Regions from separate parts of the Mus musculus genome. Here regions 2 and 3 are each linked to region 1. The links are chromatin contacts, found by Hi-C or POLR2A ChIA-PET in ENCODE. All regions are on one chromosome and are shown on one strand. Each heading gives the region's core, a stretch centred on a gene start or an enhancer-like site at or near the end of the contact. The rest is flanking DNA. Distances are from core to core; before and after follow the strand shown. Region 1 overlaps Hapln2 (hyaluronan and proteoglycan link protein 2). Region 2 holds the start of Naxe (NAD(P)HX epimerase). Region 3 holds the start of Nes (nestin).

Region 1 (2,996 bases), core at 377-2,876:
CAGAAAGGAGATGCTAGGTCAGGACTTGCTGGCTGGGATGACCTGTCATCAGTGAGGTGAGGCTTGTTGGCTTACAGCTGACAAATGCCTCCATGCACCCAACAGGAAGCCGACCCTCATCTCTGCCCCCCTCTCTGTCCTTCCTTTCAGTACTAGGGAGTGCCCACCACCTGTGCCCTGCAGACGGTGCTTGCTGACACCATCATGCCAAGCAGGATCCCTCTCCCTGCGTTCTGCTGCTTCCTTCTCCCCTGGGCCTTCACCAGCTTTCACAAAGCCCTGGGGAATCCGGGTAAGACCGTAGCCCAGCCCCCAACCAGAACACTGGGGTAGGGGACCAAGGGATGGAGGAATAAAAAGGGCAGCTGTTGAAAGTCCCTAGGGAGTGAGAATCAGTGGGGAGAGGTAAGGCTGAGCCCGAGGAGAGCCTCTGGGGACTAGGTCTGAATGGGCACTTGGGGCAGGGAAGATCAGAAGCCTGCCACTGTGGCCCCTCTGCTCAGCCCCCCATCCGGGTCCCCACTACCTCCTGCCCCCCATCCACGAGGTCATTCACTCTCGTCGTGGGGCCACGGCCACACTGCCCTGCGTCCTGGGCACCTCGCCTCCCAGCTACAAAGTACGCTGGAGCAAAGTGGAGCCCGGTGAGCTGCGGGAAACGCTAATCCTCATTACCAACGGACTGCACGCCCGGGACTACGGGCTCCTGGGAGGGCGCGCCAGCTTGCGGAGAGGGCATCGGCTGGACGCCTCCCTGATCATCAAGAACGTGCGTCTGGAGGATGAGGGTCGGTACCGCTGCGAGCTCATCAATGGCATTGAGGACGAGAGCGTGGCACTGACCCTGCGCCTGGAGGGTGAGCTTTCCTGCGCCGGCACTGAGGTTCCCTAATTATATTGGGGCACCTCACCTCTGCCGGCCTCCCCTGCCCGCGCTCCCCTCCGCACCCAGCTGCCCTGTCCAAGCTCTCCGCTCCCCAGGTGTGGTGTTTCCGTACCAACCCAGCCGAGGCCGCTACCAGTTCAATTACTTCGAAGCGAAGCGGGCGTGTGAAGAGCAGGACGGACGCCTGGCCACTTACGGCCAACTCTACCAGGGTGAGCGGCGGATCCCCGGCTGGAGGCCCCCTAGCTGCACATCGACCCCGGCGAGTTTGCGGGAGCTAGAGTCTGGCTTGTGCTGGTGACTCCCGTCCTCCCCACCCCCTCCTCCGCCAGCGTGGACCGAGGGGCTGGACTGGTGCAACGCCGGCTGGTTGCTCGAGGGCTCCGTGCGTTACCCTGTGCTCACCGCGCGGGCTCCGTGCGGCGGCCACGGGCGGCCAGGCATCCGCAGCTACGGGCCCCGCGACCGCAGCCGCGACCGCTATGACGCCTTCTGCTTCACCTCGGCCCTGGCAGGTGAGCCAACTGCGGGCAGGCGGCGCCCGGCCTGGGGACTCCGCCTGCAGGAAGGGCCGTGTCGGGTCAGAGCCTGGACGAAGGACTCCCGGGCGTGGGAGAAAGGACCTAGGAGGTGGCAGGAGCTGGACTTGTTGGCGGAGCAGGGGCTGGTCAGCTCCCTGTGTCGTGGGCGGGACCAGGAGGAAGAGATGGGCGGGGCCTGGGCCCGGGGCGGGGCCGGTGTCAGAAGCCAGGCAGAGAGACAGCGTGTGGGCGTGGTCTGATGTCAGGGCGAGCGCATCCTAGACAATTTTCCTCCGCACGGTCCTGTGAGGGCTTCTCGGAGCTTCGCGGCCGGGTCCCCGTCCCACACCAGCTGCTTTGGGCGGCCGGTCACCCACTCGCATTTCCAGGCCAGGTGTTCTTCGTGCCGGGGCGGCTGACGCTGTCAGAAGCCCACGCGGCTTGCCGGAGGCGCGGAGCCGTAGTAGCCAAGGTCGGGCACCTCTACGCCGCCTGGAAGTTCTCCGGCCTGGATCAATGCGACGGAGGCTGGCTGGCGGACGGCAGCGTTCGCTTCCCCATCACGACGCCGCGGCCGCGCTGTGGGGGTCTCCCTGACCCAGGGGTGCGCAGCTTCGGCTTCCCCCGACCCCAGCAGGCGTCCTACGGGACCTACTGCTATGCCGAGAAGTAGGAGTGCGACAGAGTGGCGGGTCCCCTCTGGACAGACTAAGGCCCAGCCCTCACTTCTGCCTTCCCCAGGCCAGCGCGGTGCTTCGGGCTGCTGGGCAAAGGGGCGTCCCGGGCATTAACTGACCAATAAAATAACATGGCACCTTCTTTGTTCCATAAGAACAAACATATATTGCATCTATGGCTCAGCAATATACTGGGTTTGTGATTAGAGAGCACCCACAGCACGAAGGACAGAGGAGAGGAAGGAGGAGAGGAAGTCTCAGCAGACCTGGCCATCTACACGGGAGAATACAGGCTGCCCTTTATGTCTAACCAGTCACTCAAAGGTTTCTTATTCAAAATTTCCAGGAACTCCAAACTTCCAGAGCTGTCTGGGCCCTACAAAACAAATATTCAAACTAAACTCATTTCTAAATGTACTTATCACTTCCAAGGTCTGTTTTATTTAGTTTATTAATTTTATTTATTTATTTTGAGACAAGGCCTCTCAATTTTTCCTTGACTGTCCTGGAACTTCCACTGTGGACTAGGCTGGCCTTGAATTCACACACATCAGCCTCCCTCTACCTCCTAAGTTCTGGGATCACATCTGGCTAAAGTCTACAATGAAAGACGGTAAATTCCGTGTGGACTGAGAACTCAGCAGCTAAGCTAACTTGATGCTCTTTCAGAGGACGAGGACCCACAATCATCTGTAACTCCAGTTCCAGGGAATCCAACAACCTCTTCTGACCCCCACAGGCACCAGGCAGGCACACTGTGAGCTTGTCTACTATAATAAATCCACTTGAGAAAGATACAGACAACCATGCTGATAAAGACAACTAAAAGCAAATGAGTCCTTTATTTTTGGCTGTGATCAAGAGTGGCTCTGAGCCTCTTGGTACCCTAAGCTCAGGGGTACCAAGATACAA
Region 2 (2,953 bases), core at 420-2,919, 35 kb before region 1:
TTGTAGAAACAGCTCTCATTGGTTGTCTCCTGAGTTCTGTGGATGGGATATTTTCTGTATTGTTCTATAGTCACAGCCCATCAGAATGAAATCAACAGGATAAGTTGCAGAAGGCTGTAAGGTCAGCCTGCTGAGATCCCAGCTCCACCACCAGCCATCATTATCACTGGGCAGGTGGGCAGGTCTTCCTTTTTTTCTTTTTTAATTAATCTTTGAAACGGGAATACTAAGGTTGCTATGAAGTGAGGTGGTTCATGTTAGCACCTGGTATGTGTAAGTGCTTAACATATTATCTATGCCAAATAAACATATTTCACATTGTGTTTTAGAAATGAATCTTCAGGGCTGGAGAGATGGCTCAGTGTGGTTAAGAGCACTGGCTGCTCTTCCAGAGGACCTGAGTTCAAATCCCAGCAACCACATGGTGGCTCACAACCACCCGTAACGAGATCTGACACCTTCTGGCGTGTCCTGAAGACAGCTACAGTGTACTCACATATAATAAATAAAGCTTTCCACCGGAACAAGAGGGCCAAGAGCAAGCAGGGGGTCCTGAGTTCAATTCCCAGCAACCACATGGCTCACAACCTATACATAAACAAACAAACAAACAAACACTAAACTTAAATAAAGCCAGCTACAGTGGCTCAGACCCAGAATCTCAGAGGATCAGGGATTTAAAGCCATTTTTGCAACGTAAGACATAAGATCCAAGGCAGCCTAGGCCACATGAGACTGCTTGTACTGCTTGTAGTTCTGGGGACCTGACACCTCTGGTTCCCGAGGGCACCTGTGTGACCGCACATACCCATACTCTGAAACAACTGAAAACAAAATCAGCTGACCAAAAATAAACTAACTAAATATTTTCCAGCAAATCTGTAAGGAGCCTTGAGTAACTCACATGCTAGTGAAATCAGAAAAATAAAGCTGGTGAGGTCCTGCGTAAGACCACAGAACCTTGGACTTGAAGTACAATTACCGGAGTAATCTAAAGTTCCTGCCACTATCACAGCCTTAAAAATTCTATTTTCTACATTACATAAGTAAAACAGACAGGGCAGAGGTCCACAAAACCACTTGAAGAGCAAGGGCACTGACAACCTGTGATTGATCCTCGGATCTTACTCTTTGGATGGAGAGATCGGATGCACAGAAATTGTCCTCTGACCTCTATATGTGCAGCAAGGCACGTGCATGCCTCTTCCCTCCAACCCTTGCATTTTTAAATGTTAAAAACAAACAAGTCGGCATGGTGGTGCACGCCGTTAATCCCAGCACTTGGGAGGCAGAGGCAGGCGGATTTCTGAGTTCGAGGCCAGCCTGGTCTACAAAGTGAGTTCCAGGACAGCCAGGGCTACAGAGAAACCCTGTAAAAAGCAGGGGCAGCGAGAGGTCAAAGATACTAATTTTTAAAAAACTGCGTGCAATCACACCTTTCAGCAAGGAGGCAACAGAACTGCTTCAAGATGGTGGCCAGCCAGGACTGCAGAGGGAGCGAAGCACATCTGTTTGGAACTCTGCGACGCCGGGGAAAGGTGAGAACGCAGGGCGGAACGAAGGTGGGCGGAACGCCTGATAGTCTGGGACTAGGAACGGACGGTTAGATGCAGAGGCTCTGGGGCGGGGCGGGCCCTGCGCATGCGCCGTGCGAGCGGCGCTCTGCTAGTCGAATGTCCGGGCTGCGGACGCTGCTGGGGCTGGGGCTGCTGGTTGCGGGCTCGCGCCTGCCACGGGTCATCAGCCAGCAGAGTGTGTGTCGTGCAAGGCCCATCTGGTGGGGAACACAGCGCCGGGGCTCGGAGACCATGGCGGGCGCTGCGGTGAAGTACTTAAGGTACGGCCGCCCTCTCCCGCGGGGGCGGGGCAGGGCAGGCCGCGGCCCCAGCACCCCAGGGGCGGACTCAGGCCAGGACTTCCCTCAGTCAGGAGGAGGCTCAGGCCGTGGACCAAGAGCTTTTTAACGAGTATCAGTTCAGCGTGGATCAACTCATGGAGCTGGCCGGGTTGAGCTGTGCCACGGCTATTGCCAAGGTAAGCGGCACAGCGAGAAACCTCAGTGAGGTGCAGGTGGGGAGGTCCCCGGCGGTGGCGCACACAGCGGTGACTGCCCTCTGCACTTCTGCCTTCAGGCTTATCCCCCCACGTCTATGTCCAAGAGTCCCCCGACTGTCTTGGTCATCTGTGGCCCCGGAAATAACGGAGGGGATGGGCTGGTCTGTGCGCGACACCTCAAACTTTTTGTAAGTATGTGAACGGAGTTTTTTGTGGCAAGGTATGAAGACTCGGGATCGGAGATTGAATGGCTACTTTCCTTTTCAACTAGGGTTACCAGCCAACTATCTATTACCCCAAAAGACCTAACAAGCCCCTCTTCACTGGGCTAGTGACTCAGTGTCAGAAAATGGACATTCCTTTCCTTGGTGAAATGCCCCCAGAGGTAGGTGGGTTGATGCCTGTTTCTACAGTAAGTACTGCCCCTGTCCTGCCCTTCCCATTTTCAGATCAAGCTGGCCTGCCTAGTGTCTGTCTGCCCTAAAAGTGTTCTCTGAAAAAAAGTGGTGTAGAAGCCCCTCCAGACTGTGTGCTCCACGACTTTCCAGGCACTCCTATTCTGCAGCCAAACAACTCCCACAACATGCATCTAACAATAATCTGGCCCTCAGGGCCTCATCCTGAACCTTTTCTGTAGATGCATGGATTAAAGGGTGGGAAGTCAGAAATTAAAACAAAACAAAAACCAGAAAGCCCCAGCTTATTCTATGGATGAAGACACTGATATGCAGAACAGAACTAGTCTCTTCTGGCTTCCAGTGTCAGGAAGCCTGAGACTGGCAGTCACCCCTTCTCACCAGTGACAGGCAGGTAGGTACTCAGGCCTGGATTCAGACTGTCCTGAATGAGCAACTCCTCTTTACTGTGCCTTAGGAACCAGTTATATACATGCTTCTGT
Region 3 (2,900 bases), core at 18-2,517, 52 kb after region 1:
TTCACTATGGTTGCTAGGAACCTTCTGGTGGGGAGAGAGCATGTGTTGGGCACCTTCTGATTGACAACTGCATAGTGAAGGGCACAGGGAGTCACCCTAGAGAGGGGTTGCCATTCAAAGAGTGAGGAGCAGCTACAGTGGGTATTGGCCTGCGGGCCTTTCAAGGGGGCTGTGCTAGGAGGTCTCAGAATTCCATCCATCCTGCCTGTCTGGACAGGGAAGTCTAGGACTTGTGCTTGCTCTGAGCAAGGACTCCTGAATACAGTTGTCCTTGCCCCCACCCCTTTCCTGAAGGTCTCTTGCCATCCTAAGTACCTCCTAGGGCTTGGTTTTACCAGGGACAGGGTGGGCGTGTTGGTGACCCTCCTCACCTGGAACTTTTCAGTGGCCTGCAGCCGGTCCTGCCAGCGGCCTTCCAATCTCTGTTCCAGCGCCTCTCTGCGCTCCTGGAGGCTGTCGCGATCAGCCTGCAGCTGCTGCACCTCTAAGCGACTCTCCCGAGCGCCCCGCACGGCTTGGCCCAGACGCTCGCGGGCCTGGCCCAGCGAGCTCTCCATGTGAGCCACGCGCTCCTGGTAGTCACGCACCGCCCCGCGCCACACTTCGCCTAGGCGCCTGGCCAGCTCCTCGACTTCAGGGGCCCGGATGGGGGATGCGTGGGCCGGCGCGGGGGGTCGGCGCGGCGTACAGGCGGCCTGGGCGTTCAGGTGCGCGCGCTCCTCCTCGTGCGACGCTCGCAGAGCCTCTAACTCGCGCTCCAGCTCGGCAGCCTGGGTGCTCAGCCAGCCCCGCGCATTCTTCTCCGCCTCGAGCGCGCGCCGGCTGCAGGCCGCCTCCTCGATGGTCCGCTCCCGGGCGAGCCGCACCTGCTGGCACCGGCCCGCCACGCTCTCCAGCTCTTCGGCAAGGTTGTCGCGCTGCACCTCAGCCTCGTGCTTCTCCCGCCAGCGCTGATCGACGAGGACCCGCAGGGCTGCCAGCTCGTCGTCGGCTCGGGCTCGCCAGGAGGCGTCCCCGGACTGCGCCCGGAGTCCCCCAAGCTCGGCACTGAGCAGCTGGTTCTGCTCCTCCAGCGTCTTGACCCGGGTCAGGTAGGCCTCCAGGCGTCGATTGAGCTCCCACATCTGAAAAGATTCTTCCCCGACGCAACCCTCCATGTCGCTGGTCTGGCCCCCCGAGGGCAAGCGGACGTGGAGCACTAGAGAAGGGAGTGGCCCTTGGAGCTTTTAAGGGGGAGAAAGGGAGTAGCGGCGACAGTGACCCAGCGGAAGCGGAGGATTCCAGCAGCGAGCTGAAGCGAGGGTATTCATACTCCCGCCGGCCGGGCGGAAAAGGGGCGGTCCCTAGGCCTTAACCCTTTAGAGTTCAGTGCAACACACAGCCCGGGTCCCTGCATCATCCCAGCTCAGCAGAGAAGAATCAAATTGTAGCCTCGCCCTGGCGGGGATCCCGTCCGGTGCGGGTGATTTTCCGAAAGAGGCTTGAGATACAGCCAGACAGCCCAGAACACCCTAAGATGCACAGAACTGGGCCCCAGGACCTCCTTTCTCTACACTCTTACTCAAATCCTCTAGGACTCAGCTCCTCATTTATAAAATGGCTTGGTGTTGGAAACCTCGTGAACTGTTGGAAAAACGGACGGTGCAGTGTTTTGTGTATAACAGTAAATACTCACCCCCAAGAGAGGCAACATTGCGAAGAAACACTGCCCGAAGAAAGAGGAGCCCACTGGTACTGAGGGAAGTCTGCCAGTGCTCCGGAGGCTGAAGTAGGATTGACACCAGCCTGGGTAGTAAACACCACCACCACCCCTTTTCTTCAGATGGTTGGTATGGCTATGTAGATCAGGCAGGTCTCAGGGACGCTCCTGCCATAGCTTCCCCAGTGCTGGGATTAAATGCCTGTGCCAGTACCCCTGCCCAGTTAATGTTAGCAGACACAATGCCCAGTTCGTACCCGCAGAGGGACGTCCTACCCTACCCTACCCCGCACCAGGAAAAGGAGACTAGCAAGGGAAAGTTTTTCTCCTTTGAAGTTCGATCCCTCTTGTCATTTAGTGAAGAAGTTACGCGGCTCTCAAGAGAGCCCCCTGGTGGCTAAGCATGAAGTTTGGCGAAGAAAGAAATGAAGCTGTAGATTTTCTACAAGGGACCAATATTTCAGGCTCAAATATTTGAATGCTTGCTCCCCAGGTGGAGGACCTGTTTAAAAAGATTGGGGCCGGGCAGTGGTGGCACATGTCTTTAATCCCAGCACTTGGGAGGCAAAGGCAGGCGGATTTCTGAGTTCGAGACCAGCCTGGTCTACAGAGTGAGTTCCAGGACAGCCAGAGCTACACAGAGAAACCCTGTCTCAAAAATCCAAAAAAAAAAAAAAAAAAAAAAAAAGGATTGGGAGGAATGGCCTTGTTGGAGGAGGTGTGTCACTGGGGGCAGGCTTGTGCTTGTACATTGAGACCTGAGCTCTCAGCTGCTGTTCCAGTGCCATAACCGCCTGCCTGTTGCCATGCTCCCTACTGTGATGTTCAGGACCCGCATAGTGAGCTGAGGAGAGACTGGTTCCCACATGGCATACTGTGGCATGGTGCACCTGTACACACACACACACACACACACACCAATAATAAGAAGAACAATAATAAATCTAAATTCTTTAAAATAGCTGTTTGAGTCAATGACATGAGTTTCATCAAACTTTGTTCAGTGAGGCCAGTTTAATCCCTTTAACCCCAGCACGCAAGAGAAAGAATAAAGCCAATCTCTGAGTTTGAGGCCAGCCTCTACATAGCAAATGAGTTCTGGGCCACCCAGGATTACATAGTCAGATCCTGCCTTAAAAGAAAAAAAAAATAGGGGGCTGGAAAGACTGCTCAGTAATTAAGAGCACTGACTACCCTTCCA

What was found. Hi-C counts contacts between places; a loop is a spot of excess contacts on that map. ChIA-PET counts read pairs that join two places held with the same protein, here RNA polymerase II (POLR2A).
Region 2: a map of heart shows a loop between it and region 1 (2.1-fold over the local background). The contact joins the promoter of Naxe here to the enhancer-like site in region 1. A Hi-C loop is called at or near these places in 9 of 37 maps with a recorded cell type or tissue (Patski, T-helper 17 cell, adrenal gland and 4 more). POLR2A ChIA-PET finds 5 or more read pairs at or near these places in 3 of 5 experiments (Patski and embryonic stem cell).
Region 3: POLR2A ChIA-PET joins it to region 1 with 12 read pairs in Patski. The contact joins the promoter of Nes here to the enhancer-like site in region 1. POLR2A ChIA-PET finds 5 or more read pairs at or near these places in 3 of 5 experiments (Patski and embryonic stem cell).

The regions. Positions count from the first base shown.
Region 1 is chr3:88,021,626-88,024,621 of GRCm38, reverse strand. It overlaps Hapln2 (hyaluronan and proteoglycan link protein 2), which reads left to right. Exons shown (of 7, transcript NM_022031.2): 3 at 151-292; 4 at 504-857; 5 at 982-1,098; 6 at 1,219-1,401; 7 at 1,797-2,872. The coding sequence starts at 205. The coding sequence ends at 2,080. Among named protein-coding and RNA genes, the nearest start is that of Hapln2, 4.4 kb to the left of the region's middle. Within about 2 kb of position 1,626, at least 1 of the 3 ENCODE cell types and tissues checked has a DNase peak (open chromatin) inside an H3K27ac peak, as active enhancers do; it is heart, where a contact is called at or near this core.
Region 2 is chr3:88,057,211-88,060,163 of GRCm38, reverse strand. It overlaps Naxe (NAD(P)HX epimerase), which reads left to right and starts at 1,669. Exons shown (of 6, transcript NM_144897.3): 1 at 1,669-1,837; 2 at 1,926-2,034; 3 at 2,133-2,243; 4 at 2,327-2,440. The coding sequence starts at 1,674.
Region 3 is chr3:87,969,460-87,972,359 of GRCm38, reverse strand. Nes (nestin) reads right to left here and starts at 1,267. Exons shown (of 4, transcript NM_016701.3): 1 at 372-1,267. The coding sequence starts at 1,157.